Regions from separate parts of the Homo sapiens genome. Here regions 1, 3, 4, 5, 6 and 7 are each linked to region 2. The links are chromatin loops, found by intact Hi-C in ENCODE. Cell type or tissue: heart right ventricle. All regions are shown on one strand. Region 1 overlaps LOC107984964 (a long non-coding RNA gene). Region 2 overlaps NFIA (nuclear factor I A). Region 3 overlaps NFIA (nuclear factor I A). Region 4 overlaps NFIA (nuclear factor I A). Region 5 has its middle 8.4 kb from the start of NFIA-AS2. Region 6 overlaps NFIA (nuclear factor I A). Region 7 overlaps NFIA (nuclear factor I A).

Region 1 (4,000 bases), 190 kb after region 2:
ACTTTCCTTTACCGTAAGCCAAAAGAATGTCTCTGAGCTATGAACATCAGACTTTAATATAAACTTTAAAATCTTACTCTCAGCTCTACGGACATGGTTATAGGTGTCTGGCAATTGAACTAGGAGAGCCTGAAAGTAAACACATTGTCTCTTGGAAATTGATGAAAAAACCAAGCATGTTTCTTTATTCATTCAAAAGATTTTACTGAGCATCTTTAGCCTGAGAAGTAGGAGGTAAATTAGACGTGTTCCCTGCCTGGGCAAAGAGTATATTCTATTAGGGGAGAAAGAGGCATACCAAGATGTGCGTAACACAGTTATGCAGTACGTAGTATGTTACATAGATCTAGCAAGACAGCGACATTTAACAGATGACAGGGAGGGGGTGGAAATTCGGTGCATGGGCACGGCTATGAAAGATTTCAAAGAGGCTGTATTTGAGACAAGCCTTGAAAGACCAACAAGAGTTTACTAAGCAGAGAAGAGGATGGGGGAGAAATTCCCAGAGGAAGAAACAGCACAAGCAAAGGCACGAGGGTCCTGAAGAGCACTGGGTATTTGGGGCTAAAGGGTAAAAAGAGCAGGGTATCTGATTCCAGATTAAAATGTCATCCCTCTATTCTGAAATCTGAAAAATACTAGCAGCTTGATTTGTCCACAGTCACTTGTGCCAGGTAGAGAATCCTAATTCGTGTAGGCCCAAACCAACAAGAACCTCTTGATGTGACTACTGCCTGAGTATTGCAGTGTTCGTGGGAGCTTTAAGTTTACCTATCCAGATGGGAGAACCTCTTTCCCGAAATTCATAAGCAGTCCCACAACTCCGCCAATGCTACAGGACCCAGCTTTCTGAGGCACCTAGAAAGACATGGCAGTGGCCCAAGGTGATGCTTAGGTGGGCTGGCGAATGCACACAATAGAATGTCTGTCTGTGACATTTAATCTCACTCTGGCAAACTGGTGCAGCTGCCCTTGTACAACAAACGGGAAGGCACAGTGAGTGACCACCACCAAAAACAAACAAAACAAGTGTGTGCGTGCGTGTGAGCTTTAAAATTTAATAGCTATTCAGACAGTCCTTAGAGAAGGAATTGGCAGCTTCGGCCTCCAAGACTGCTCCCCCACCTGTCTCCAGGCACTGCAAACACAGCTGTGTAAGAAGGAGACAGTCAACGCTTCCAAGGAAAGAAATAGTGCAGTCTTGGGGGTGGGGTGATGATGAGAGCACCTTTCTCACAAACCCACGTGGGACAGGGCCTTGTCTAGCAACCGCAAAAATAATCGAGCAGGACGTGGTCAATCAAGCTCTTTATAAAACCTCATGTTAAGTAAAATCATTCAAGATCCAACTCAATGGCCACCTTAAACCCATGTTTTAAAAGCATGAGACAGAGCACACAATTCATGCTCAAAGGAGAACGAGGTAGCATGCATGCTGGCAAGACGCGCATTCAGGTTTGCTCCCGGTATCAAGATGAGACGTAAAGACGATTTATGCACTGTCATAGAACTTGTAGTTCCTCACACAAAACACAGAACTTCCTGGGAAAGTGCCTAGAAACTTCTTTATCTGTATTTCCCCAGGCTGCAAAGTGCACACATTTTTAAAGTTCAACTCTTAAAAAAAAAAAAAAGTCAGCAGAGGCAAGATTTCAACAGACGCCGGTCCAAATGTTAGCAATTCTAGAGTGGTCAGGGGTTTGCCGCTCCCAAAAGTAAGGGGGAAATTAGAAGAAGGAAAGAAGTCGTTTTCGAAGACGAAAACCAAAGCAAGGAGGTATTTTTGGTATCATTTTAATCACAAAATAGCACGAATGCGGTCTGTGCCTGTGCGCTACCCAAACGTCGATTTGAATACCACTGAACGCTAGTTTGAAAATTTCCATTTTTGTAATTTGCTTTCTTTTGTTAAGCCAAGACTTGAGAGAAACCTGGCAGCCGTCTCTAAGTCTGGCACGATTTCACCTCAGACGCACTCGGTTGGTTTGGATGTTGAGGGAGACCGCACATGAGAGAGGGAGAAGGAGGAAAAGAGAGCTGGAGAGCAAACCTACCGCTCGGCGGCCGCCGCAGAGAGCAGGCCCAGGGCTTCTCAGCCGGGGGATCTGGCTCCACCTACAGGAATCAGAAGGCAAACCTAGTAGACGCCTCGGCGTCTGCAGGAACCCGGTGGGGGCTGGGGGAACTTTGATAATTGCCTAGAGAATTTCCTAGCCAGTAGGAATGGGGGTCGGTAGAAGTGGTAAGGATTGGGAAGCAGGGATTTCCATGACCAGATTACCCACAGTCATATCAGATTCAGCGATTCTTATTTGGAGGAGAAAAGGTATCATGTCACCTCCTATGACCTAGGAATTTTAACTGGTTCCAGGTAAACCCCATTTGAAAGCAAAGGCAGCACCTGGTCCCAGGACAGGCCCAGCACATAGCATGCTCAGGCAATAACATTTGAATGAATGAATGAATGAATGAATGAACTGAATAATCCAATCTATCAAATAACAGAAACCTAATATGATAAAAAGAAAACCAACCCCCAACCCCAACACTGTTTTTCAGGTATATGTATGAGTTGTCAGGCATTTTTGATGGCTAGTAATTACTACAAAAATCCTGCACCATGTAGGCTAGTCGTGTTCCACCTCCGATGTGCCAGAGCAGTGATTGAGTACCACCGATTTCATCCCATGCCCTCATTTGCCAACGAATAAACAGAAGCTTGAAGAGGTTAAATGCCTTTTCCCAGGTCAACCAGTTTGTTGGTGACAGAACTGGTTTGGGGCTAAATTTTCCTGACCTGTCTGGTATTTGTTTTCTAAGGGCAGGAGACTCATTTTGCATTGGCCTGCTGGATGCCCTCAGCCGATTAGCTCTCACAGGAGGAAGTTAGCTTCCCCCACCCACCTGTTGGCCTGTCCCTGGGCTTCTGCCCCAGCTTCTGCTCTGGGCCACAGCCTCTGCTCATGCTGCTCTACTCCAAAAATCAAACGCTGCCTGGAGCTAATGCCAATGGTTGCTAAACTTATGAATTCATTTCCTAAAGCCTGAGGGACAGAATCTTTGAGCCTGTGGTTTAGTAAGCTACAAACAGGCAGGTGCTTTGTTTTGGCAACACAGGTGTCTTATATACAATATCTCCTCCATCTATTTACCCAAAGCACTTAATAAGCAGTTACTGAGTTTCCCAATGATAGTTATAGAAGAAGATGTTATTTACCAATTGAAAAGGAATTTTTGCCGTAGGCAGTTAGCACTCAGTTTCCAGATGAAAAGGTGAAGATCCTTCTGGGAAGTGAGATGCTGTGTGCATTATGTGAGATGAATATGATCCAGGGAAAGATAGCAATTAAGCAGATCCAGATTCTTTTTTTTTTTTTTTTTTTTTTTGAGATGGAATTTCACTGTTGTTGCCCAGGCTTGAGTATAATGGCGCAATCTCGGCTCACCACAGCCTCCACCTCCCGGATTCAAGTGATTCTCCTGATTCAGCCTCCAGAGCAGCTGGGATTAGAGGCACCTGCCACCATGCCCGGCTAATTTTGTATTTTTAGTAGAGACGGGGTTTCTCCATGTTGGTCAGGCTGGTCTCAAACTCCCAACCTCAGGTGATCCACTAGCCTCGGCTTCCCAAAGTGCTGGGATTACAGGCGTGAGCCACTGTGCCCAGCCTAGCAGATCCAGATTCTAACCACAACCTGTCTATAAAATGGAACTAACACTGTCATGACCTCTGAATGGATTAAAAATTAATCATTATTATTAATCACAATATTAATAATAATGCTGAACTATTACTAAGTGCTTACTACATTCCAGGCTTTCAAATGACCACTTTACATGCATTGTCTAACTTATCCTCAGAGCAACCCCATGCGAGTTATAATTATTACCCCCATTTTACAGAACAAGAGAACTGAAGCTCAAAAGGGTTAAAATACTCACCTACAGTGACAGTTTACAATGGTAAGGCTAGTGGTTGGATCCCAACTCCTATCTGACT
Region 2 (4,000 bases):
TTTGACTGGAGAAAAGGAAAGCTGAGCTCTTGTCCTGGACTGCAGATTTCTTTTGATGTTTCACCTTGAACATTGAAAGAGGACAGTCACCCCACTTCCCTCCCCACTCCCGCTCAGCACATCCCAAACTCTAGACATTGTGAATGTTACCGACTAATTTTACGTAACTGGAGCCTTGGTGGGAGTGTGGATTTGTGGACCTCCACAACAACTATAGCTGAAAGTTTCTGAGGAAAAAATAGATCAAAGCTCTGTGTTTACTTAATGTAAATGTATCAAGATAACATCATCCTATATTGCATTGTAATAATGCCACTCACTGCACATAGGGAGGGAGATTCCTTTGTAGTCCATTTGGATACAGTAGGGTAGATTAAGGGGCTATAAAGTACGAAGGCAGAAAGCATATGAAACCTAAGCTTATGTCACTAAATGTCTGAGGATAGTTTTTGTTTAATGTGTTACCATTTTCCCAGTGATTTGCTGCTCAACCCCAACGATCGAATAAGCTCAGATTTCTTTTATGTTTTTCCTATATGACCCAAGAAGAAAATATGCAGAATCATTCTTCAATTAATGTTCTAAAACTTGTACTGCTTGCATAATAGAAATTATAAGAAAATATCACAAGAGAAAAGTAGGCTTTTACAAACATTATATTGTCCATCTGGTGTTACTAGCAGCTCATGGAAGTTTCTAGGAATTGACTGGCTTACACATGTGTGACTGTCACACTCATCCCAATGGGATTATGAGTGTCTTTACAAACTGATTAGGAGAAAATTCAGGGAGATGTATGAATTATTATTATTATTATTATTATTATTAGAACTATCTGCCATCTCTGCAAATAAATGATTTAATCAGAGACTTCAAAAAAGAAAAATTCCCTGTGTGGTTCCCCTAACCAACTTCCTGTTCTGGAAAACCTTGGTCAAGTAGCTGGGTTAATTGTCATGAAGATTAGTGTGATGTTGAAATAAGTACTAATGGTCAAATTATAGGAGTGAACAAGTTTAAGAATAGGTTTTGGTTTGGGCCTGAAAGGGTTAATTAAGGTTTTTTCACGGGTTATTAAAGACCCCCAACCTCTGCCTTCAGGAGTCATATTGACACCCCACCACAGGGCAGCTCAGCCCCTCTGTTGACATGTTGCTGGTCAGAGCACAATAGCCTTCTGTGTCTGCAAATCATTGCTAAAATCATCTCAAGGAAAAAAAAGTTTGAAAGCTTTAACGTTAGACAAAAGCCCAAGAGTTGCAGCGTGCAGCCCAAAAACCTGGAGTCAGCAACTTCTATTGATTAAAAACTAACCTTTAAAGTAACTCTGAGAGTGTGTGGTTAGCATTTAAATTTAAACATGTCATGAGTTGATTTGTGTTACTGAATACCAACTCAGAAGGAGTAACATTCACATCGCATTTTTTTTTTCTAATTCCCTTAAGCAGCTAAAGTATTTCATGAAATGTCAATAGGGCAAAAAGAAAAAGAGGTGGGGGGCTGATGCTGGGCCTTGTAGTTTTCTTTCCCATGCAAATATCCACCCCCCAAAAGAAAAGTGTGCAGAGTGAAACACAATAATTAGTCCTTTGTCTAACTTTCCCAAGTGCCAGAGAAAGACAGATTAATTAAATATACAACAATGTTGGTTTTTGGAGTGGGGGTCTTGCTTGCTGTGTAGGTCATAAATTAGGCAGAATAAATACTTCAATGTGTTTGCAGTGGGCCTGCTACGTCAGAACCACTGGAAGGTTGGTGGGAGGAGAGCAGAGGGTTTCTTGCTAATGATAGTCACGTCTGGGTCTGTCTGGTTGCTCTTAGCAACCAGACATGATGTAACACCAGGATGAACTTGAACTTGGGGGACTTGAAAAGAGAACAATAGACCAGAGCAATCAATAAAGCCTATTTCAGTGAAGGATTACAGAGCTGCTCTGGGGTAACCTTGTCGGCAAGGCACATACTGAATAGTAAGATGTGTGAAGAAACTTTTTTTTTTTTTTTTTTTTTTTTGCTTTGCTTTTTAAGAGAAGTGCAGAGGCACTGCAGATTTTTGTAGTGCCCTGAGGTCTCGTCCAGAAACTGTGGTGTGGAGAACTGCTCCCCCTGCTGACTCACTGGGTGCCAGGCCTTTGCTTCAAGAACTACCTTAGTGTCAGATTGAAGAAGTCTGGAATTTCACAACCGACTTAGAAAGTGTGAAAACAGAAATAGTAAGCATTATTCCCCGCACCCAAAGTTTGAACCTGTTTTGTAGAAGGGAGGAAGCGGCTCTAACGTGGATGAGAGTCAGCTGTTAGGTAGAGGCCTACTAGAAACACAGTTTGGGGTTTGCTTTCTCTCTCCTTTCTCTCCCCCTCTTCTTTCTTTTGTCCAGCTAGATTTAGGCCATGTGTATTTGCCAGGCTGATTTCCTTTCAGGACACAAGAGGCTTTATTGTGTTCCTCAAAGCATGTGGTCAAAGAATAACATCTGAAAGTCTACAGGATGCGTAGTTTTTCGGTCTGGGCTTAAGTTTTTTAAACTCCTCTGGAAATCAAAGGTGGCTTGTGTGACTAGGAAATCTTATACCAAACTCCATGTAGCTATCACTTAGCCATTCATCCCTGGGGACCAAATGAGTCCTTACATTACCTAATGGAATCTCTTCCACAGGGATGATCCTTCACCTGCCTGAAGCAACCCAATTAGAACCCTTTCTGATACCGTCAACTTAAAGAATTCAGAAGCATTGGTTTTTGTTAGGCCTTGGTAATTTTTCTGTAAATAATGATAAATGTAGTGAATTTGTCAAGGTATCTCTAGAGAAAAGTCGGCAAAAGCCACATACTTTTTTATTTCACTGGAGAAACTAACTCTGATGTTAGTCCATAATTGCTCATTCTGTCTAGCTAACAGAAAAAGAAATGCCAGCAGATAAAGTGATATATGACCAGACAATTGCTCAAAGCTAACCACCTAAGGATTTACGAAAGGAAAAGGTAACCAGTAACTGGGCCTGGCAGGCACACAGAAGGCTCTAAATAAATGCTGCATGGACGCAAGCATGAATGAAGGGTACGCAGTGGCCTCATTTTTCCTTTGGACAATGTGGTACTTAATAGAGTAAAATCTTGATCCTACTTAGTTATTATGTTTCATGTTTGAAAATACCATTTTAGATATATTGGGCTGAAAGGAGCATCTTCCCTCATAAAATCCTACATATGTAAGGAAGGAAAAATACTGTGACTTGCTCAAAATCACCCAGGAAGACTGGGTCCAGCACTTTTTCCACCTTACCTCCACTTATTCTTGTGTCGCTATTGACCATCTGGGCCTGTTAGGAGAGTGTCACAATCATGGCTTCAGTGCCTGCACCTCATTTGAAAGGAGATGTTGAAAATCATCAGAGTAGCCATTCATTGCCACATGAAACCCCTCCCTTTACCCATTCTCCATTCATTCAACTCTTCTTCATTAAGAACGTTCTGTATTCCAGGCACTGGGCTAGGCACTGAGGATTGAATGATAAACAAGATGGTCAAGTTTCCTGCCCTCCTATAACTGCCCCCATCAGTTAACAAAACCCTTATTTGTATTTCAAGTGAACAGAAATACCTCATTCTGTAAGATATACTCAGAATGTTGGAAAACCCCAATGAAGACAATGAATTATAATTTCAGAAGAATAAGATCAGTTTCAGTGTCACAGGATTTTTTATTGTCTGTCGTGCCTTTACTTTTCCCAGCGAATCCCTCCCGCATCCCTAACGTAGATCCTGATTTCGTGGTTGAAAAGGCAACTTCTAAAACACACGTTTTTACAAATTGTGATTTTAATTGTATTTTTCCTTTTGTCTTCCAGTCCTGGTACCTGGGATAAAAGTTGCAGCGTCCCACCATCCACCAGACAGACCACCTGACCCCTTCTCAACTCTGTAACATGGACGCAACCTCAACCCAGCGCAGTTACAACTTCACTATCAGCGGAAGGGGAGAAAAACCGATTCAAATCAA
Region 3 (4,000 bases), 270 kb before region 2:
TTGCAACAAATTCAACTTTAGAAATATCCTTAAGCCTAAGATTAATCAAGATTCAGGACCTTGAAGAATTTTCAAAGTTAGAACTGTAATTTGTGTAGGGACGTAAAATCTTTATTTTCAACAAACAGCAAATGTTTCCGTTAAACAAATGTGTATTTTATTTGAAACAGATGAAATCATAACAGTTTGGCTTGCTTTACCTAAGTTATTGTTCCATAATATCAAAAAAATTACTTAAAATAAGTTCTTCTCTTCATATTCCCCGAAGTTTTTGTCCAGTTTTCTGTATAGCTTTTTGGTTCAGCCAAAAAGAGACATTTCATTTGCAGCATTAGGGAAAAGTTTAATTATTGTTTATGAAGATAGAAATGTTATATGAATGACAGTGATTTAAAAATATTATTACTTATGATTGTAGTCAACCTTTTCCCCGAATATTGAAAACCATGAAAAGGCTTTGCCCTGACAGCTACATGCTTAGCATTAACTATACTTGCAAGTTTTCCAAAAAGATTTTTTTCAAGACCTGTTTTCATTTACTTCCTTTATCCTAATTAGAGATCGTAATCTTTTGATGGGCAGCTTCTCTTATTTCTACCTGTTTCAGTACTATAGTACTGGTAAAATGGCACAGTGTATATTTTGGTTCTTGGAGGGAGACTTGGGAGGATCCATTACTTTAAAATATTTTGTTGCAGCCACCTATCAGAGGTTTCTTTTAATTTCTTTTACTGCAGGAATTTCAGAGATGCTTAAATTATAGAATTATGGACTACAGAATTATAGAATACCTAGGGATGGGAATTGGGAGGTTTGTAGGAGGCGTGCACGTCAGAAGGTGGGAGCCATGCAGAAAGGTCACAGGTCTTATCTAGGTAGTTTCAAGGAGCAAATGCTTGTTTTGCAGTAGTGGTGGCAGGGTGGTTTGGCTCATTCAAGCCCCTTGCTCTGGAGGAACACCGATAAACCATCAGGATGTCTTTTCGTCTTGCGTTAACTGTGGCAAGGCTGTGCATTAAAGAACATAACCATCACTAAAAGGGTGGGAACACCCCAGCGACCAGTGGCCAGTGGCCAGGTGCTTTATGGTAACACCACAGACATGCCTGGCCAATCAGATGTGATCTTTTGCTGGCACTTGCTCCTTTGGCCCCCACTGCAGTAAACACTTTCCCTTGGATGTTGGTTTTCTGTTGTGTCTGGCAGCCACACAGGGCTGCTTGAACTTTAGCCAGAGGCAAATATTTATACATCAGAGTGTGCAGTGTTCAACTGGTCAGGCCTGAGAGGGAGAGGGAGAGACCTCCGTGCCTTTTAGCCAAAGAGGATATGTCCTTTTTTTCCCCTTCCCTTTCCACCGTGACATGGTAAAGTGGGACCATACTGGATGTCATTTGAGCTTGCTGCATGTGCTTCTCTCCAAAACGTACACGTGCGCAAACTTGGGATGTGCTTTCAAAAGAGAGGACGTCCTGACATTTCTGCCTGCTCCTTTAATTCCTCTTGGAAAGTTTACGGTTAATATTTTCCCTGGAACATTGTCAAGCTTTTGACAGTGCCTGAGTGTATGCCGAACTGTGAAATTGAGCCGGAGAAGCAAGTTGTGAGAAATCTGTTTCTACTCAGATCCGTAAGGTTTATGGGGGGGGGAAAAAAAACCAAAAAAAAAAAAAAAAACCCAAAAAAACAAAACAAAACAAAAAACAAAAAACTTCAGAGGGGAAACTGAGAATGGGACTCGGCTTGCTTCTCCTGGTGTGGGTTCAGGCCGCCATTTTAAGGAGCCAGTGAAGGGCGACGTTCCGCTCCTTACATGGCGGCTGTATTTACTCGGCCGCAGCCAATCAGCCGGCAGTGCCAAGCCACGTGACATGCCACGAGGGCACGCACAGCCATTTCCTTGTTTCTAAAAAACTTGCTACCTCCACAGAGTACTTTACCTTGTTTTGCATGCCAAATGTTCTTGCTGAATGTGTCTAGCAGACTGGCATTTGTCCATAAAGTTATTTTAGTAGGTAAAAAGTCTCTGAGCACTTGAGCTTTGTGCATTCTTTATGTAAAATGGATTTCCCTTCTTGGCCAGAGGCCAAGGGTACAGCACACTCGCTGGGTGAGAAGAGAGCTTCTCTGCTGAGAAACTGGTGGACCGACACACTCTAATTTTTTGGCTTCTGACCAAACAAGCTAGAAGGATGCCAAAATTCAACAAAATAACACATTATTGTGTGATAGGAGCCGTGCTCCAAGAGAGCAGGAACTCAGAGGAACTTCATACTGGCCCCTTTTAAAAAAGCATTGTCACTTTGGGGAGCTTTCTTAGAGAAACGAGAGGAAAATGGTAAAATGCAACCTGGAGAGTAAGGTATAATTTGCACATGAACACGAAGGAAGGAACTGAAAGAAAACAGAGGAGTTTAAAGTTACTTCTATGAACTTTTCCCAGACATAACACACAGTTCTCTGACTTGACTTACATTCTTTTAACCCTGAAAGTTCCATCTCTGTGTCTGAGCAGAATGCTGGACTGCTTAACGTTAATATGAGAACTAATGTGAGATTTAAACACTTTTAAAAGGTTTTAATGTCTAAGGATAGCTGCAAATTCCAAATATGAAAATTTGGCAGGCTTTTGGGGGGTAACAGAAAACTTTTTAAACTTACATGCTTTATCTTTGCACCCTGACATGTGTTAAGTGAGTCAAATCTTCCTGTTAATTACTCTTGTGACATTAGCAAGTTATGTAAGCCCACTATACCTGTTTCCACATATGTATAATGAAGACGTTAAAGAAGATAGGTAGTAGTCTTCTGAGCCCTAAAGAAATTGAATTTGAATAAACAACTGGAATAAGTATAAAATGCATTTCTAGTTTTTATGTGGAAATTTGTCAATCAAAAGGAAAAAAAGGGGAATATCTCCAGTTGAAGCCACCATCATCCTTACCCAGACTACTTGGGTAATCCTGAGTATTCCCTCTTTTTCCATTCTTGTTCCTTCACACCATAGCCAGAGTGGTATTTCAAAGAAGTTAGTTAGTTTATATCACTCTTCTGCGTAAGAACCTCCAATGTTTTCTTATGCATCTAGAATAAAATCCAAACTTGTTGCATTGGCCTGCAAAGACACTGCATGATCTGTCTGGCTTCTGTATCTACCTTTCTAACCCCACTTTTTTTTTTTTTTTTTTTTTAACCGTGACTCCTTAGATGCTCCAGCCATACTGGTTTCCTTTCAGTTTTCAGAACCTGCCATCCCATTTGCTACTTGTCTGCTTAGAATGCATTTTTCCCAGCTCCTTTTGTGGCTGGCTTATTCTTACCTTTCAGTTCTTTCAGTTCGAATAATAGCCCTGTAAAAGAGTGTTCTGTCTAAAATTGTCCTTCCTGTTTATATTTTCCATAATACTAATAACAGTCTGAAATGCTCTTGTTAATTTATTTGATTACTCATTTTATTTATTTATCTTTTGCACTATGATGTCAGTCCCACAAGGATGCAAACTACGTTTACTACCTTCTTTTCTACCTTTTGCACTTTTCCTAATCACATTGGGAATAAAATGTTGGGCAAGTTAGAATACTCCAAAATATTTCATTTACCTTAAATTTTACTCAATCCTACATTTTATTACCTATACTCATAAGAATTGTATTATAAAATACATTGTTAAACGAATGTTTTCAGTGCTCCATTGAGAGTCGGTGGAGCACACTGGTTGGGAGAAGACAGAGCTGTGAGCCATCCGTCTGCCTGTGCTTGAGTCTTGGCTCTGCCATTGACTAGTTGTATGAACTGCCGCAGGTGGTTCAGCCACTCAGAACCTCTGTAAAAGTGAGATGTAAAAACACTTTCTACATCATAGGATTATTGTGAAGATTAAATGTGATATGTTGTAAAATTCTGGTCACACAAGTATTAACTTACTGTTATTTTTGCTGCCACTGCTATTAATTAATGGCAGTGTGGCGGCTCAGTACTAGGCAATGGGCGTGCAACTGT
Region 4 (4,000 bases), 110 kb before region 2:
TAGTTATGCCTTTCACTTAGATGTTTTTGATGGTCTCAGTGTCCTACAATCTCTGACTGTTTTGCAGATTTCTTCTTAACCTTCTGTTATCTATCCCAGCCCCATCCAGTCCCCTGCAATTATACCTAATTATGACTACTTACATGGGCTGAAAATTTCACAGTCATCATTAATGATGGCTTAGGTTGAGATTTTTCTCCCTTTCTGGATCTTTAGTATTCGATTTTTAAATTTGCTAATACAAATATTTACTTACACTAGGTTTCCAGTTAGTTTTTGTTTTTCATTTTCTTCCTTTTAAATGTAAGAGAGGAGGGAGGTGCTATTTCAGTATTTCCTCATGTGGATTCACTGAAATAACTATGTCCTAAGTGTGTTGTTTTTAATAGCGTTACTACCAAGGTGGCAATGGCAGAGAAACTCAGGAGAAAGCTGCTGGCTTAGCCTCACAAATTCAGAGGTGAGGGATGAGGCAACAAGGATGCTTGCCATTGAATTATACTGATCAGATACATGAACCTGTTGGAATCAGGGACTCCTGCTGGCCAACTGAAGCTGCAATCTTCCGTGAACTCCCCTTTCCTCCTTGCCTCCTGCCTACCACCTTTTAATTTTTTTTTTCATTATCATCTAAAGTCCACGAAAGGCAAGAATGGAAAGTTCTGCTTCCATGGCAAAGAAAATACTGTAGCATAAAAATCTATATTTGTTCTCTTGCTAGTTTTTCCCCCATGTGGTAGGACCATCTGAAAGTAGCTCAATTATTTATTGCCTTGTTCCAGGGGAGGAGGAAAATACAGACCACTAGATGCTGTGCCAGAGAGAGAGAGAGAAGTATTCTCTGCTTTGGGGAAGGGGGTTTTACAAGTGTTAACAATGTGGTTCAGAATCACTAAAGTTGTTTTAGCATAATACTATGAGGAAAGAGACAAGAACCATCTGTTGAAATGGCTCTTACATGATGCTGCATTTTCAAACAAAGCCTTCTCAAGGCATTTTTAGATTGGTCTCTTTCCCTTGAAGTTGCTACAAAGAGAGCCCACTCTACTAGCTGCTAAGTGATGCTGCTTAGATAGCTCTCTCTGTCAGCACCCACTCTTTTGTTTATTTTGCGCTAGTGTTTTCCTCAAAGTATGAGTGCTAAGGCTGTCAAATATCACTCCTGGTAGGAACCCAGAAAGTTCTCCTGAAAAATCCACTACTTCTGCCCATTTCCTTCCAAATTGCTGACTCTATTTTACTTGAAGTTGGTGGAGTGACTTCGAAACCCTAACTACTTCACTGGGAAAGAGGAAAACCGCAAATACACACAGGCCATTGTGACTCTGGCCTGGTGGGCTCTAATTTTCTAGCGGCGGTTTGTACACCCAAGCCGGCTGCAAGGGTTAAGTAAACTTCGTGGCTAAGGATGACTTCATGGCCCTGGAATTTTGAAAAGCCAGGATTCTCAGTACACTGTGGCCAGCCTTAGAGTCTTTGGGTGTGAAAACCACTCTCAGTTACCCGGACTGATTTTTGGTTCCTGTTGCAGTGCTGCAGAATCTATTAAAATCCGGCAGCTGAATTGTCCTGGCTCTGCCACAAAGCTCAGCTGCCGGGTCCACTACAGGATTCCTGAGTTGTTTGTCAATGGAGAGTGGGAGTGAATGGAACCAGGCATATGCCTCAGCCTGGCATGAGGTGGCACCCTAGTGGCTGTTTTCTGCCTTAGAAATGTGCGCTCTTTCTATATTTTCACACAGGAATTGTCATTAACATCCAAATTGCAGTTCATTTCTAAAGTTCTTTTTGAAGTCTCTGGGTCCTTGTTACGTTTTCAAGTACCCATATTCAGATGCTTAGATTTTCAGGCTAGTAATTTAGTAAGAACTATTGGCAATATTCTAACCTGACATGGTGGAACTTCTAAGACAGAATGAACTCGGCTACAAGGCACAACAAGAAAACGAAACTCTTGGGTAGGAACAAGCCCAAACTTGAAAATACAAAATGTTCTTGCACAGAAGGACTAATGAGGAAATGGGTGTAGGATAAGAAATTCCAGACATCCAGTCATTTGGGGTGCCATTTAAACATTCGCAGTACTTTAGATCTTAATTAAAGTGGGATAGATTTAAAACTTTCTTTCTAAACTAGTGGCCTGTTGGTTTTCCTGTGTTAAGTAACACGATAGCTGTGATCATTGCATGGAAATTAATTTTTAAAATAGCTTATATTCTTAAGCAAGATCTTCTTTCAAAAGAAACCATTTGGGCTCGAGCATTAAAGGAAGAAACAAAAAGAATATAATAAAAAATAGATTGCAGCCCTAGCATGAACAGTTGCCGTGACCTTGCCTTTTGTTTGCCATTACACAATTCAATGGCAGTCTACTCAAACTATGTGCTCGATCAATATCCTATTAAAGCAGCACAAAAAGTCTCCATAAACTTAGTGGTTAGCTATGTTTATAAATGGAACTCGGCATAATTGGATGGTCAATAGCAGGCTCTACTAGTAATTTTAAAATGAACGTCACACATTTTATATCTGTAGAAGTCAATGGCACCTCTTCTAGAGTGAAGGTAGAGTGTGGAGCAGACAAAAGAGTGGGTGGCCCTTTAAAAAAATCATAATGTCTATTTCCAAATGTAGTTTTTAAAGAAAATCTAAGTTATGGAAGAGAAAATTCTGATTGGCCCCTATATATTTTTATTTTGCCTATCTGAACCACCTTCTTCTGAATATATTATGACTTTGCAAATGTTACATTTTCTAGTTTTAATCAACCCCTCATAGAGAGGTAAAATAATAAATATTGCCATACTCGTAGGAAGAAAAATAACAGTCTGGCTGGCTTAATTCAGCCAGCTTCCTCTACTATAATTCAATAAATTTTCAAAATAAATATTGAAATTGAATTAGTTCAGGAGGATGTTTTGTTGTATGATTTTTTCCTTTTAATTTTCTTGACATGTTTGGGGTGAATATTTGGGTAGTAAAGCTGGCAGCAAGTGCAATGGACTGGTAGTAATAGAAATTGTCGTCAAACTACGCTTTCTTCTGAATCCTAGCTCACAGTATGGGTGGCCAAGCTTGATTTTTTTCCTATCCTACCCTCCTCACCTAATGAAGCCATGTAAGGTGAGAGTATCCCCACCCTTAGACTGACTCTGTCCTCAGCCGACTCAGCCCTATGAATTAAAAGGTGCATATACCTTGTGTTCGATATGTGCCCTGGCTGTTGTCATGGACCACTGAGCTGTTGAAATTAGAACTATGGCAGGAATACGCTTATGACATTAGTGTATCCTTCAGTCACTGCTCTGCATGAAGGTCTAGTCCTTTCTCTTACATGCATACTCCTACAATCTTCCTGGTTAGAGCTGGCAGTGAGAGTTCTCATGGCAGAATTTGGGGCCGTTTTGATCTCTGTTCTCAGCTGAAGCTTCTGATAAATTTACCAGACTATGAATACTCTTATTATAAAGATTTGAACTGGGGAGAAACACAACATACCCCTTGATGTACATACTAATGTGTTGTCATGGTCTCTATTCGTATGTTCATCTATTTCTAGGTCATTCATCAGTTATGCTTTCTATGTGTCAAGTATAAAACCTATATTCAAGATGGCAGCATGATATTGTAAAACAGTACAGGATATAGAGTTGGGGAATTGAGCTTTGCAACTTATCAACTCTATAGCTTTGGGCAATATTTAACCCCTCTTGGCTGTGTTTTCTTCTAGGTTACAATCATTTATTCATTGAGCAAATGTTTATGAAGTCCTAACTGTGTGCTGAGTCTAAGTCCAAGTACTGGAAATAGGAATACCTCTCAGGAGTGTAATGAGGGTTAAGTGACAGATAGTCTAGTGTCTGCCACATAGTAGATGCTCAACAATGATAACCACCACGATTATTGAACAGAGCCTCAGCCCCTGATCGTTCTTCACTGTGTGCTCAGAGCCAATCTTGGAGCTGACCACTATCAGTAAATTTATTGAAAATGCATGTGT
Region 5 (4,000 bases), 470 kb before region 2:
AAGCAACAGTTTCCACACACAGCTAGAATGGTGTACACAAAAGTAGAGCAATGGATCAGCCTCAGAGAACCCTGGGTCATTCACTATTACTGGAGGAATGAGGAGATGAAGCAGAAGAGAACACCAGAGTCAGATCAGGAAGTGTCTTGTGTGCAAAGCCGGATTTGTACTTAAAAGCTATGCAAACTATTGAAGGCTGTAAGCAAACAATACCATAATCCAGCTTGCATTTAGAAAAATGATTCTGTCCTACTGTGAGTGATGGATAGTAGGGAAGTGAGACTGGAGGCAAAAGACCATCTAGAAAAATGTTGGAGGAAACTTGGTGAGAAGTGATGAAGGCCTGATGGACCACGGCACTGGCCGTAGGAAATATGGTTGAGGGTCTTTTACCTTTGGATGGAACCATGTATTTTGGATGAAACTTCCCAACAAAAAAATACATTGTGGCAACCAGCATTACCTTTGGTTTCCTTTGCATTTCTTTTATATTTGCTTTCCATAAGTAGCTGGTTTGGGAAAAAGGCATCTTTAGCGATCATTGTGGTCAGGAGCCCTACATTTTTGTCCTATCTCAATCATTTATCAGTTGTGTATCTTCAGGTGAGTCACTCATTCTCTCTGAGACTCAGTATTTTAATTTATAAATTTGATCATAAATTTTACCTCTTAGCTTTGCATAATGATTAAATAGAGGAATGTATATTATTACATATTATTATAATGTAATATATATTACATATTATAATGTAATATTTATTACATATTATTATGTAATATATTACTACATATTATAATGTAATATATTATTACATATTATTATTATTTAATATATTATTGTTTAGCCAAACATGTTGCAAAAATGAAGTAAAACACCACATACTGTATAATATTAGGAATATTTTGGATGCAAATGACAGAAAATTCCACCAGCCCTGGCTCAAATTAGATAAAGGAATATCTTGGAAAGTCTGTGAGCAGATTTGGCTTCAGACACAGCTTGACCCAGGCTCAGATAATATGTCCGGGATCTAAATCTTGACTCAGCTCTTCGGGTAATGGCCCCATTCTCAGACTCACAATGTAGGCTCCTCATCGCCCCAGCAGCTTCAGATACACATCACACTACACAGCACTGTCTCTTCCAGTAGGTTCTTCCACAAGCCTGGGACCACCACTCTCTGTCTCTTTCACTGGCCTGAACTGGAACATGTGGTCATTCCTATGACCAGAAAATAAAATTCATATATTGCCTTTGCCTATGTAAAGTGCTCGGCCCCTGGGACATATGAAAGTATAAGACTGAGAATGAGGGAGTGGCAGTTCTCCCAAAGCAAAAGTAGGGTACTGTTGTCAAATGCTAAGGGAAGATACCTTGGATGCAAAGCAGTCTACAAGTGTCCCTTATGCACACTCTCACAGTCAGGCTGCCACTCAAAGCCTCTTGCTGCTAATCAGCTGGATGGGGATTCACTGACCTTGCTGTTGTTGCCATCGTTTTGAGATGAGCTGGCCCTTCTTTCCACTTATGTCATAATAGTAAAATGGTTATTCATTGTCAAGCTTTGAAGTATTCTTCTGAATGCTCTCTTAGCACCTATGAGCTATTCAAGGATCACTAGGATTCTGCAGGACTCATTTAAGAAGCACTTCTAGAGGTAAGATGGGGCAGAGGGCAAGTGAGAGCTTCTAGCAACAAAGAGAGGGCCTAATGGGCAGGAATCAGATAAAAGAATCTGACAGTAATCAATAGTAATTGTATTTATAAGAGGCATCCTCTTCCTCCCTGGAAAGTACCTGCTAACCCCTAGGGACTTACCCATCTCTATAAGCTTTAAATCATTTCACCAATCTTTTACATCCAGCCACCTTGAGTAGACCCCAGGAGTCAGTTACCACTTTGTACTCCATCAGAACGTGTCCAAGGGCAGGGAAACACACAAACCCAAAAACTATGTGGCCATCAGAAACACAGAGGCAGCCATCGAAAACACAGAAGATGGTGCCTGTCAGTTCTTTGCAAGAGTAGAGAGGGGGTGAAGCTTGTCCTGCCCTGGAGGTGGCGACACTCACACACAGCAGGGGCCCTTAAAGGCTAGATCTCAGTATCAGTTTCCTTTAACTTTATTCTTGGATATGTTTATAGTTTACTCCTCTATTGCAAAGCAAGCTCCTTAGGGGTAGAGGCCATGTCTTTTTCATCCCTGACCCCAAAACTTACCACTATCCCTGGCCCAAATAGGCATGTCATGAATGTGTCCAGAATCAATGAATTCACTTTGCTAGGCACTGGCAAATACAAAGATCTAAAAAACGGCTTTGTACTTATAGGTCTTACAGCCTTGTAGGGTAGAAAATGAGAACACAGCTGATGAAATAGCTAAATTGAGGGCTGATTTGAAAGCACTAAATCACATCCATTACCTTATTTGACTCTCAGGACACCCCCATGATGTTGGCACAGCAGATTTGTTAGCTTCATTTTACAGACGTGAGATCAGTTACTTGGGATGCAAAGGACAGAAATACTCCACCAAAGTCTCATAGCTTAGTGACAGCCTGGACTTGGTCACTTGACTCTCAGATCTGGGTTCTTCCCATAACATTTTTGCAGCATTGCAGAAGATTCAAAGCAGGGATGTTCGGCTATCAACATCAAAAATAGTGAAACGAACCGAGCTGCTAAACTTAATTTTTTTTTTTTTTTTTTTTTTTGAGACGGACTCTCGCTCTGTCGCCCAGGCTGGAGTGCAGTGGTGCGATCTCGGCTGACTGCAAGCTCTGCCTCCCCAGTTCATGCCATCCTCCTGCCTCAGCCTCCCGAGTAGCTGGGACTACAGGCACCCGCCACCATGCCCGGCTAATTTTTTGTATTTTTAGTGGAGACAGGGTTTCACCGTGTTAGCCAAGATGGTCTTGATCTCCTGACCTCGTGATCCGCCTGCCTTGGCCTCCCAAAGTGCTGGGATTACAGGCGTGAGCCACCGCGCCCGGCCTAAACTTAATATTTTTCTAAAGATCAGCCTTGTATTATTGAAAGTGCTTTCTTAGCCATTCTCTCCTCTGATCACCACATCAAATTTGTGTAGCTCTTTTATAGATAAAAGAATAGAGACAGGATTGAAGTGTCTAGAGTCTAGACTAATTTGCAAAACTCGTCAGCAACTAAGTTAAAACTAGAATCTAAGACCTGAAGTACCACTCCCACTTTGCCTCCTCTTTGGCCTTAAAAAATGAGAGTTGGCAGGGCACAGTGGCTCAAGCGTGTAATCCCAGCACTTTGGGAGGCCAAGGCGAGCAGATCACCTGAGGTCAAGAGTTCGAGACCAGCCTGACCGACATGGTAAAACCCCCGTCTCTACTAAAAAGACAAAAACTGGCCGGGCGTGGTGGCGGGCGCCTGTAGTCCCAGCTACTCAGGAGGCTGAGGCAGGAGAATGGCGTGAACCTGGGAGGCGGAGGTTGCAGTGAGCCAAGATTGCGCCACTGTACTCTAGCCTGAGCGACAGAGCAAGACTCCATCTAAAAAATAAAAATAAAAAAAAGAGAGAGAGAGGAAGAGAGACTCATAGAATTCTTAAATCATAGCAATGGAGGAAACCCTCCCATTCCTTACAGAATCCCCTTGTCCAGCTTCTTGCACACCTCCAGAGAGAACACATTATTTACCACATCGGAATGTAGGCCATCCATTCTTGGGAATCCCTATCATCGGTCTTTTCATCAGAAACAAATCAAACTGGCTTCCTGTCATTTCCACTCATTTCCCTGCATTGGTTCAATTTCATTCAGTTTAAGTTTATTAGGTACCTGCCATGTACCCCCACAGATAGGTATTATTATGCCCATTTTGGAAACTGGGCCTTTGAGAGCTTACAAAATTTACCTAAGGTCACAGCTGGGAAGAGGCAAGCCCAGGTCTTCTGTTTTCAAATACTATACTATCTGTGGCTTGCACTTAAGAGTCGCAAAAATGAAAATGCAACCCTTCCTCCAGATA
Region 6 (4,000 bases), 210 kb before region 2:
ATTCCAAACTATTCTAGCATGGTTTACGTCATATCTCTGCAGATACTGTCATTCAATAAAGAGACATCTAATAGTATAAAGACTTCAGATGGATCCATTTCAGCATAATGTCTTTCTACGTGATGTTCTAATTTCGATCATGGTTTAACTAATTGTTTCACTCTGTATAGTATTAAGTGAAGTAAAATGTTTTCTTTGTTGAATTTCAATAGAAATTTTAAAATTCAGCTTTCAAGTGTAAAAAGCACTGCAGTAGTGGAAACATTGTTATTAATGGATGGCTTTAGCCTTCTTTTTCAGTGCCATTGTAAGTTATATCACCATTGAAACTAGAATACAAGTCAGGTATCCATCATGCCCCCAAAAGCATTAAAATTCAAATAACAAAAATAACAGTCATTATTTAATGACTGTAAATTTTTGTCTTTTAACATCACAAGATTCAAAATTCTTTAGGCTTTATCACCGTATTTATGATTTAACTATAAGAGTAGGTTCACAGGCTAGCTCATTTAGACTTTTTTTTCCACAAACCGTACACAATGGGGTCTTTTTTTTAATCGTAAATATTCCCCCCATACTGACATGATATTAAATATTGATAATATTGAAGAGAAGATACTGAAGTATACATGAAAGTGTTATTTATTTCAGTATGGACAAAAAATATTTTCAAATTACTAGATTGTAATTTTCTTTTTTCATATGTTATAAAATTATCACCCACTGTCATTTTGGTTAATTCAGTTTTCTACAAAACTATATAGGTCTGGTAATGATGCCAGAGTCACACCAGTGCAAAATTGTCATTTGTATTTCAGGTTTGTAGACATCGAGAAATATTTTCAAGGACAGAACTTATTTTTTATTGAGTTAGAAATGTTGAAACGTAAGGGAAAAGAGTGAAGTTGAATATGACCACTTTGTCAGAAAACTGTATACGTAACTCTTGATTTTGGAAAAATCAGCACCTGCAAATTTTGTCTTTTGGGGTTTGTTTTTTTTTTTTTAGTCCAGTTCATAAGATTACATGTTTTTGGTTTATAATTTCTTTACCTAAGGAGAGTTTTGTGCTGCATGACTCCTTAAGAGAGTTTCCATGAGCTCATAAAACATGAAGTGGGACAGTCTGAAATATTGTGATCGTTTTCTAGAATTATACCTGATGGAATGTGATGACAGCACCTCTCCCTTCTATTTTATATGTTGAATTTGAAAGTGCTTGGGAATGTGTTGATGTCAATCGTGGCTGTGTTTTTGGCCATCTTTCTTTCCTTATACCTTCCACTTTCCTACTAACTGGTGCCCCTCTGACATTGTTTCTTAAGAGCTTGTCTGTTAAAGGGTTAAAGAATTAGATTTTTAAGCTGCTTTCGTGCAATGTATTTAAGTTAAGGAAATTGGGATATCATTACCTCAGTGAGGATGTTGTAAATTGTTTTGTTGGCAAGATTTATTGGGGGTTATTTTACCTGATATCACATTGTATTGTTTAATGTGGACTATTTTTAACTAGCGTTCTATTTAAACAGTGTCAGTGAATTCTGAGAGCTTGCCAAACAAATTCTCAAAATGGTTGCCAAGCTGTAAGATGGCTGCCAAGGTCTGAGCACATTGAACAGGTTCAAAATGGTGACCAACTTCTCAGAATCTGTTGGTCAGATTCCCCCACTGCCAACCCCCTCCCCCCACACAACTACCACCCAAAAAGGAAGGAAAAAAACCACAAACCCGAAGATGCAAGACTTGGCACCATCTCCTTGGCACGAGTGGCTGTAGTGTCATCCAGAGATTCAAGTAGTCACCACGTACTACTTGTTTCACATGCTTGGCAGAAGACTATTCAGGGGAATACATGAGGTGAAAAACCACTGTAAAATAACATGGTCATTTTCTTTACCTTATCTAATATGCACAAAATAATTCTTTAGAAAGGGGAAAAGCCTAGACAAGGCAATACTTTCAAAGAGCTTTCTAAATGAGATCGAAGAGCGTTAACTAAGACTTCGGGCTGTGCCTTTTTGTACTGCTTGCCTGAAGTGGCACAAACTTTATATACAACAGGTTTAAGATTTATTTTAGTTTTGCATTTGTTTACTTAAGTTTATAGCAATTGCTTTCTGGCAGTTGTGGTACTTAGCAGATTGAAATAAAATCATAAGGGTGAATTAAAACATACTGCTGTTAGTGCTGATTAGAATTTTAGCTTAGTGTAAATACCGGATGCAGGGTCCAACTTTTCAGACACTTGGCATGAGCTCAATAGGGATCTCCAGGCTACACAGGAGACAGTGTGTGTGCTTGGATGCTTTTAAAATTCTTGGATAGGTGGAGCATACTACTTCTGCTGGCATGTTGGTTCATTGTGCTGGCTGCATAATGTGCTTGGATTCCAAGGTAGATAGAAGAAGCTGAGGAAATGGTAATAAGGGAAGATAGTTTGAACTTAAAAAACAAAGCCTGGAAAAAAGAATTTTATTTGAACCCTCTGCAGTTTGTACTCTGTGATATGGTTAATTATATAAATAACCAGTACTAAACTAAGTTGAAAATGGCAGGATTTGTGGTAGTTTGAAGAATGACCTAGAAGTGAATTTGTTTCCACAAGTTGTTGAAATTTTTCTGTGTGATCCTTTAAAAAATAGACAGATAAATTAACTTCTCCAGGCAGTTAGTTTAGTCAGTGAATTCCTTAAATAGATCTTCTGTTTAATATCAGCAATGGACTAGGTTTTATATTCTGATTGAGACCTGCATTCCTAAAGATAGTTTTTAGGTGATAAAACATTTTATTTAATGCTTAAGTAGCTGTTAAAAAAGGCTGGTTGTCATGAAGGTACTGGCGTTTTGTTTTTATCTCAATTGGTAGTGGAATCAGCTAGGGATAATACTATAGAGCGATATAGTTTATATAGCTTGAGTTTTGAAAAATCTATAGCTTTAGGATTTGTTCAGTCATGGAGCCCTTAGGTGGTGTGTACATTTTGTATATTCTCTATCACAAGGGGTAGTCAAGAAATGTGACTTTTCGGTCCTTTTTTTAATGATTTTCTCCTGCCATTTAGGCAACAATGTTAGTAGCCATCAAAGCTTCTCGTATGTTTATTTCTAGTCTTTTCTCACCTAGTAAGCAATTGTCAACCAAGGCCCAATCATTCAATAGGTAAAACCAAATGTTATTGACAGAGCTGAAATCTGAACTCTGTATCCTTCAGCGTAGAAGATCAATGTTCATTAAGATGCTTCAGTTCTGGAAATTTCAACATAAAGCTATGGAGGCATTTAGAGGTTAGCAGGGCAAATGTGTGATATGCAAGGTGTGTAGCAGATCCCTTCTTACATATTTCCAGAGTATATTTGTAATGTTACATGTTACAAATGTAAAATAGTTTAATTAAAAGTCTTTCTTGCCAATTCTTACATATTGTACTGTAAGTTAGTGACAAGGAACTCAAATAAAACCTTTCTTTTTAAATTAGAAAACCAAGAGTCCACACCTCATTACAGTAAATCATAGTGCATTTTAAATCTTCAGATTAAGAATGTGTAATACTGATTATTACTTGTCAATTTTGTTGTTTTTTTTCTATTACATATTCATTGATGATTTATTCAGATGACTAACGTTGTTGTAGCTGAGGCAAAAATTAAATCATTTTAAAATATGTCATTTTTACTTATTCGTAACAAGTTATGAGTATGTAAGCAAGTAGAATTTTTTCAAATTGCCTGAAGCATGACAAAATTCTAGATTTATAGTATAAAATGCCAATCAGGCAGTGTTTACGTAGGTAGAATAAGGCATATTTTTGCAAATTCCCACATCACCATTCTTGCTTATATGAAAAAGCATAGTACTTTTTAGTATTTTGAGAGAAACTTTATTCATTTTGCTGTTGTAGACACAGTCCGTGTTTTAAATTAGTGAACTGCAGAAATCTTTTCTTTAGGAAATTTTTTCTATTAGTCCTTCCAAAGTGAGTATTTTACTTTAAAAGAG
Region 7 (4,000 bases), 180 kb before region 2:
AGTTTTTATACTACAAACAACTCTAGCTCATGAGAGTGGAATTTTCGCTTTATTTCTTTCACTAATATTTTTGGGTTTGGATGCCTTCTGGTTTCTTCATACCGTCTTTTAATTTGGGAGATTTAAAACTGGACATAAAATTCTAACAAAGGCTCTTCAGACTTCATCTTTAGCCAAATCATTATGCATGTAGGGAGGCTGAAACTTAGGCTATATTATTTTTCTAGTGGAACCAGAATTTGTGCTTTTATGGTCCATAGACTTTGGTTGCTATCGTGTTGATGGACCAGGAATGACATCGGTTTGTTTTAGGGTGGGAAGGGTTCCTCACCAGTGTGTCTGCTTTTCCTTTATCAAGAAATTCACAACAGCAGTTGTGAGGATTTTGAGGCAGTCTACAGGCACCAGAATATGGTGGGTTTCTCTAATCATTGTAATTTTTAAATGTGTGAAATATTCCTCCATCATTCATCATTTTAACCTGTATACATTTCTGGAGGGCCTCCTATGTGTCAGATACGGCTTCAGCTCAGCCTCTGTGCTGCTTGGGCCAGTGGATCATAGGAGGTGATTGTCTGCAATTTCTAAACACTGTGTAAGATTTCCAAACCACTCACAAACCAGAGGGATATGCCCTATATTCCCTTGCCAGGTCTCAAGAAGCAAGGCATCAAGCAGAGATAGAGGACTTTTTGCGCTCCTTTCTCATCTTAGAAGTCCCACTCCCCTTTCAGGTGTAAGCTTAGCATATTTTTCAGTCACTGACAGTGGTTCAGTATCAGAAAGCTGAACAACAATTGAAATTTCGTCTCTTCAGTTCAGCAGTTATTGAACTCCTTGGCTGGGCCAGGCACCCTGTGGAAAGTACCGGGGATAAGAGAAGAGTAGGAAGGAACTCCTTTCTTTAGAAGCTGACATTCTCAGATGGTTTGAACTCACCTTACTACAGCATAATATTAATCACACTGTAAGAGATACATTTGCAATGAAAGAGGGACTGGAGAGGACAAAGTGTTTAATTCTAGGTGAAAGGGAAGATTTAGCAATATTCTATCTTTGTTTATTGCCTAAAGAACATAAAATACATGGAAGGGATATTTATATTTTTGCCTCACTCATTTTACCATACTAACATGTTTTTGTCATTCCTCACCTTCCCCAAAGGAATACTGAAGTTTCATTCTGAAGGGGAGTAGACCTGAGGTTTGAGGAGCCGAATATGTGTACATGTAGCAAATCCAGTACAAGGTTTCCGTTCTTGCATTGTACAAGCGTTTGGAAGCAGAGACAAATATGTAGGCATCAGGATTTATTTTATTCCTTTCCCTAGTGATTACGTTGACAGTGAACTATCTTTGTCTGAGTACTCCAGCAATATAGCTGTAGGCGCCATAAAACTGCATAGGTGGATGGCTACCAGTTCAATTAAGAGTTCTTAACCTAGCCTCCCATATGCAAACCCTGTCTATTTTAGGTTTAAATTTCTGCTCATAAATTTTTTAAAAATCCAAAGAAACATTGCTTTTCAAGGTTAGGTTGAAGTCTAAGTTTCCTTAAACAAAAAGCAAATCCCTAGATAGGGAAAAAAAATTGATAACCCTAATGTACTTCCTTACAAGAGCATTTCCAACCCCATCCTTTAAACACAGTGTAAGTAAAATTCTCTTCATTGTAATATACAGATCTTCTGGCTTTCAACCAGTAAGCCAGAGAAACTCACTGGTATGGGAGACTCAGATACAAGAAGAACATCCAGTTCTATGCAGTTGGGTTTGTTTTCTGAGGTTCCTAATTATTTAAGGTGGTAGAAATCAATCAACCACGTGATATTTGTCCGAAAGAGTAAGACACAAAGTTACCTTGGCTTCTGACAGGTGTCTATGGAGTATATAAAGGAGAAAAGTGAATTAATTGTTAACCTTCTTGATAGTGTTTTAATGCAAATGTTTGAGAAAGAGATCTTTCATTTGTATCAATTATACCTGGGTAGAAATTAATTTATAATTTTGGTCATCTGGTTGGCTCCACACTTAACAGCATCAGTGACCTTTTGCAATACCAGAAAGAGTGTCCATGCATCCTCAGCAGAGAATAGCACTAAGACTGGGTAGTTTTGCTCCTTCTTGGCTGAAAAAGAAAATGGTATTGAACGGCCGAGGGTAGAAAATAATTATTGAAGTTTTGAGATCATATGCATTTTCTTGTAGATCTTTGGCTTTGCTTGCCCCTTAGCAGGATGGTGCATTTTAGTATGCAGTCCTCAGATGGATAGCGGTGTCTCCAGCTTTTGAATAAAACTAGAAAAATTAAATTCCGTTTTCAGTTTGGCTGGATGCCTTCTCCAGTGTTTGTATCTGAGCTTTCACGAGAATGCGGCGGCCCCTTGCAGACCAACTCTGAGCATTTTCTTGCCACTCACTCCTTTGCTGTTGGTTTGCTTATTTTTCTGTGGCTTGGAATTTTAAACTTTCTTTGGACATACCTAATATTCATCTTTTATTGTTGTTCATGTTTTCTATTATTATGCTATGTATCTGTAAAGGTAGGTGACAAATTTAAACAAAAAGTGAAAAGAAGAAAGAAGTCTGCTTTCAGATTAAATAAAAAAAATTTAGGGTCTTTCCTGATCCCTTTTTGCTTTAATATTCATGGATAAATATCGGAAAAGTAATTGGCTATTGTATATCTAATAATTGAGATAAAACTATTTTCCATTTATTCATAGAGAAGTGATTAATTATAAAGATATTACACATAGAAGTAGTACATGGATAGAGATGTATGTTTGCTAGTATTATTCCAAAGAAAATATTATGTTTGGCAAAATTTTATGTATCTGTTTCGGGACATGATCAAGAATTTTAATTTTCCCTAAAACAAAATTAGATATTTTGCTTTCATTTTAGTTATAGAAATTAATGGTTTAAGATTTTCCAGAACAAAAACAATGGAGGCATGTCTTTCTCCTAAAATACATTGAATTACTACTCAAAATATTTAATGTGTAATTTCTAATGGCAAAATTATAGGCTTGTTTCCTAGAAGAAAAAGAAGGTAGTCATGCTGTATTTTTTAATTGTTTGTGATATATATAATATTAATTTATGTAGTTAAAATTTTAAATATGGGTCAATGTAAATTTGTTTGCATTTCTAATTTTTAGTCTAGGTTTTGTATTTTTGTAGTTTATTCTGAAGGATTTCTTTAAAGGTTTTTGGCATATAATAATACATTTTGTTTGTGTCTTCTCTGTGGCAATTGTTACAGAACGATAAAAGCTGTCACTTTGCCAGACTCAAATAAAAATTCACTTTTTAGCATCTTCTGTTATTTAAACCTTTGAATCAACATAGAATTTTTGCTATAGTCACCAGGTTAAGATTATCTGAAAATTTTAAAATGGATATTTTTTGCTATAGCACTTTCTTATAAGTAAAATCTTCGTTTGCTTAAAAGCAGGGAGTCTTTTAAAGTAATAAATTAGCATTTCTAGACCTAAGGTCACTAGTAGTGCCACTTCTTTCTGCAGCATCTCCAAGAAAGAGAAGGGTGATGCTATAACTCAGTTGCTATAGAAGTAATATTTTCTGTTTAATCACAGTTAAGTGTCATGACCTTTTGACCTTACATTAAACTTGCAGAAATGTGGTTAAATTTCAGGCAGCTAATTCAAAACCTGTGAAGTCAAGTTGAAGTTAGGATGCAAGCTCTCCGCAGATACAGAGGTTTTGTTGAAAAAAAATTTTTGTGTTTGCTTTTGAACAATGTTGTAAACGACTTCAAGTCTCAGAAAACGCTTTATTTTTAAATCAAAATTTTTCCCCTTGAAACATTTTGCCTGTTTTTTCTCTCCTCTCCCCAAAAACTGTACCATAAATATGCTTGTTTCTAATTTTGTGAAATTCTTTTGATCTAAGTTAATTTTATCTAATTTAAAAATTAAGTTACTTTGATTTTCCCTTATTTCATTTAGAAATTAAGTTAATCAAATTCCTTTTTT

The links. A loop is a pair of places that touch in the nucleus more often than their neighbours do. Peaks named below come from ENCODE experiments on the same cell type or tissue, not always from the same donor. Only the 100,000 strongest peaks of a DNase experiment are listed, where the experiment ranks them.
Region 1: a loop joins it to region 2, with 3 times the contacts of the local background. A loop is called at or near these places in 27 of 110 quality-filtered maps.
Region 3: it touches region 2 in a loop (3-fold over the local background); 25 of 110 quality-filtered maps call a loop at or near these places.
Region 4: it touches region 2 in a loop (4-fold over the local background); 56 of 110 quality-filtered maps call a loop at or near these places.
Region 5: a loop joins it to region 2, with 4 times the contacts of the local background. A loop is called at or near these places in 70 of 110 quality-filtered maps.
Region 6: it touches region 2 in a loop (3-fold over the local background); 7 of 110 quality-filtered maps call a loop at or near these places.
Region 7: a loop joins it to region 2, with 2.4 times the contacts of the local background. A loop is called at or near these places in 7 of 110 quality-filtered maps.

The regions. Positions count from the first base shown.
Region 1 is chr1:61,639,802-61,643,801 of GRCh38, forward strand. The region is part of intron 2 of LOC107984964 (a long non-coding RNA gene); the gene reads left to right. Among named protein-coding and RNA genes, the nearest start is that of TM2D1, 83 kb to the right of the region's middle. RefSeq lists enhancers at 1,903-1,952, 2,163-2,212. In heart right ventricle, a CTCF peak has its summit at 2,115 (motif pointing left); DNase peaks (open chromatin) are centred at 1,140, 2,070 and 2,897; H3K4me3 peaks cover 691 bases; H3K27ac peaks cover 3,380 bases.
Region 2 is chr1:61,451,455-61,455,454 of GRCh38, forward strand. NFIA (nuclear factor I A) reads left to right here. Exons shown (of 11, transcript NM_001134673.4): 11 at 3,849-4,000. The coding sequence ends at 3,866. Among named protein-coding and RNA genes, the nearest start is that of NFIA-AS1, 200 kb to the left of the region's middle. RefSeq lists an enhancer at 669-3,064. In heart right ventricle, a CTCF peak has its summit at 2,111 (motif pointing left); DNase peaks (open chromatin) are centred at 1,777 and 2,107; H3K27ac peaks cover 4,000 bases.
Region 3 is chr1:61,182,466-61,186,465 of GRCh38, forward strand. The region is part of intron 2 of NFIA (nuclear factor I A); the gene reads left to right. Among named protein-coding and RNA genes, the nearest start is that of NFIA-AS1, 69 kb to the right of the region's middle. In heart right ventricle, no CTCF peak of the experiment used is centred here; DNase peaks (open chromatin) are centred at 1,176 and 1,856; H3K4me3 peaks cover 1,788 bases; H3K27ac peaks cover 4,000 bases.
Region 4 is chr1:61,336,712-61,340,711 of GRCh38, forward strand. The region is part of intron 4 of NFIA (nuclear factor I A); the gene reads left to right. Among named protein-coding and RNA genes, the nearest start is that of NFIA-AS1, 85 kb to the left of the region's middle. In heart right ventricle, CTCF peaks have their summits at 545 (motif pointing left) and 1,694; a DNase peak (open chromatin) is centred at 1,550; H3K4me3 peaks cover 1,157 bases; H3K27ac peaks cover 3,175 bases.
Region 5 is chr1:60,977,093-60,981,092 of GRCh38, forward strand. No RefSeq gene overlaps it. Among named protein-coding and RNA genes, the nearest start is that of NFIA-AS2, 8.4 kb to the left of the region's middle. In heart right ventricle, a CTCF peak has its summit at 2,053 (motif pointing right); a DNase peak (open chromatin) is centred at 2,063.
Region 6 is chr1:61,239,974-61,243,973 of GRCh38, forward strand. The region is part of intron 2 of NFIA (nuclear factor I A); the gene reads left to right. Among named protein-coding and RNA genes, the nearest start is that of NFIA-AS1, 12 kb to the right of the region's middle. In heart right ventricle, no CTCF peak of the experiment used is centred here; a DNase peak (open chromatin) is centred at 1,706; H3K4me3 peaks cover 1,326 bases; H3K27ac peaks cover 3,369 bases.
Region 7 is chr1:61,272,791-61,276,790 of GRCh38, forward strand. The region is part of intron 2 of NFIA (nuclear factor I A); the gene reads left to right. Among named protein-coding and RNA genes, the nearest start is that of NFIA-AS1, 21 kb to the left of the region's middle. In heart right ventricle, no CTCF peak of the experiment used is centred here; no DNase peak of the experiment used is centred here; H3K4me3 peaks cover 1,931 bases; H3K27ac peaks cover 3,827 bases.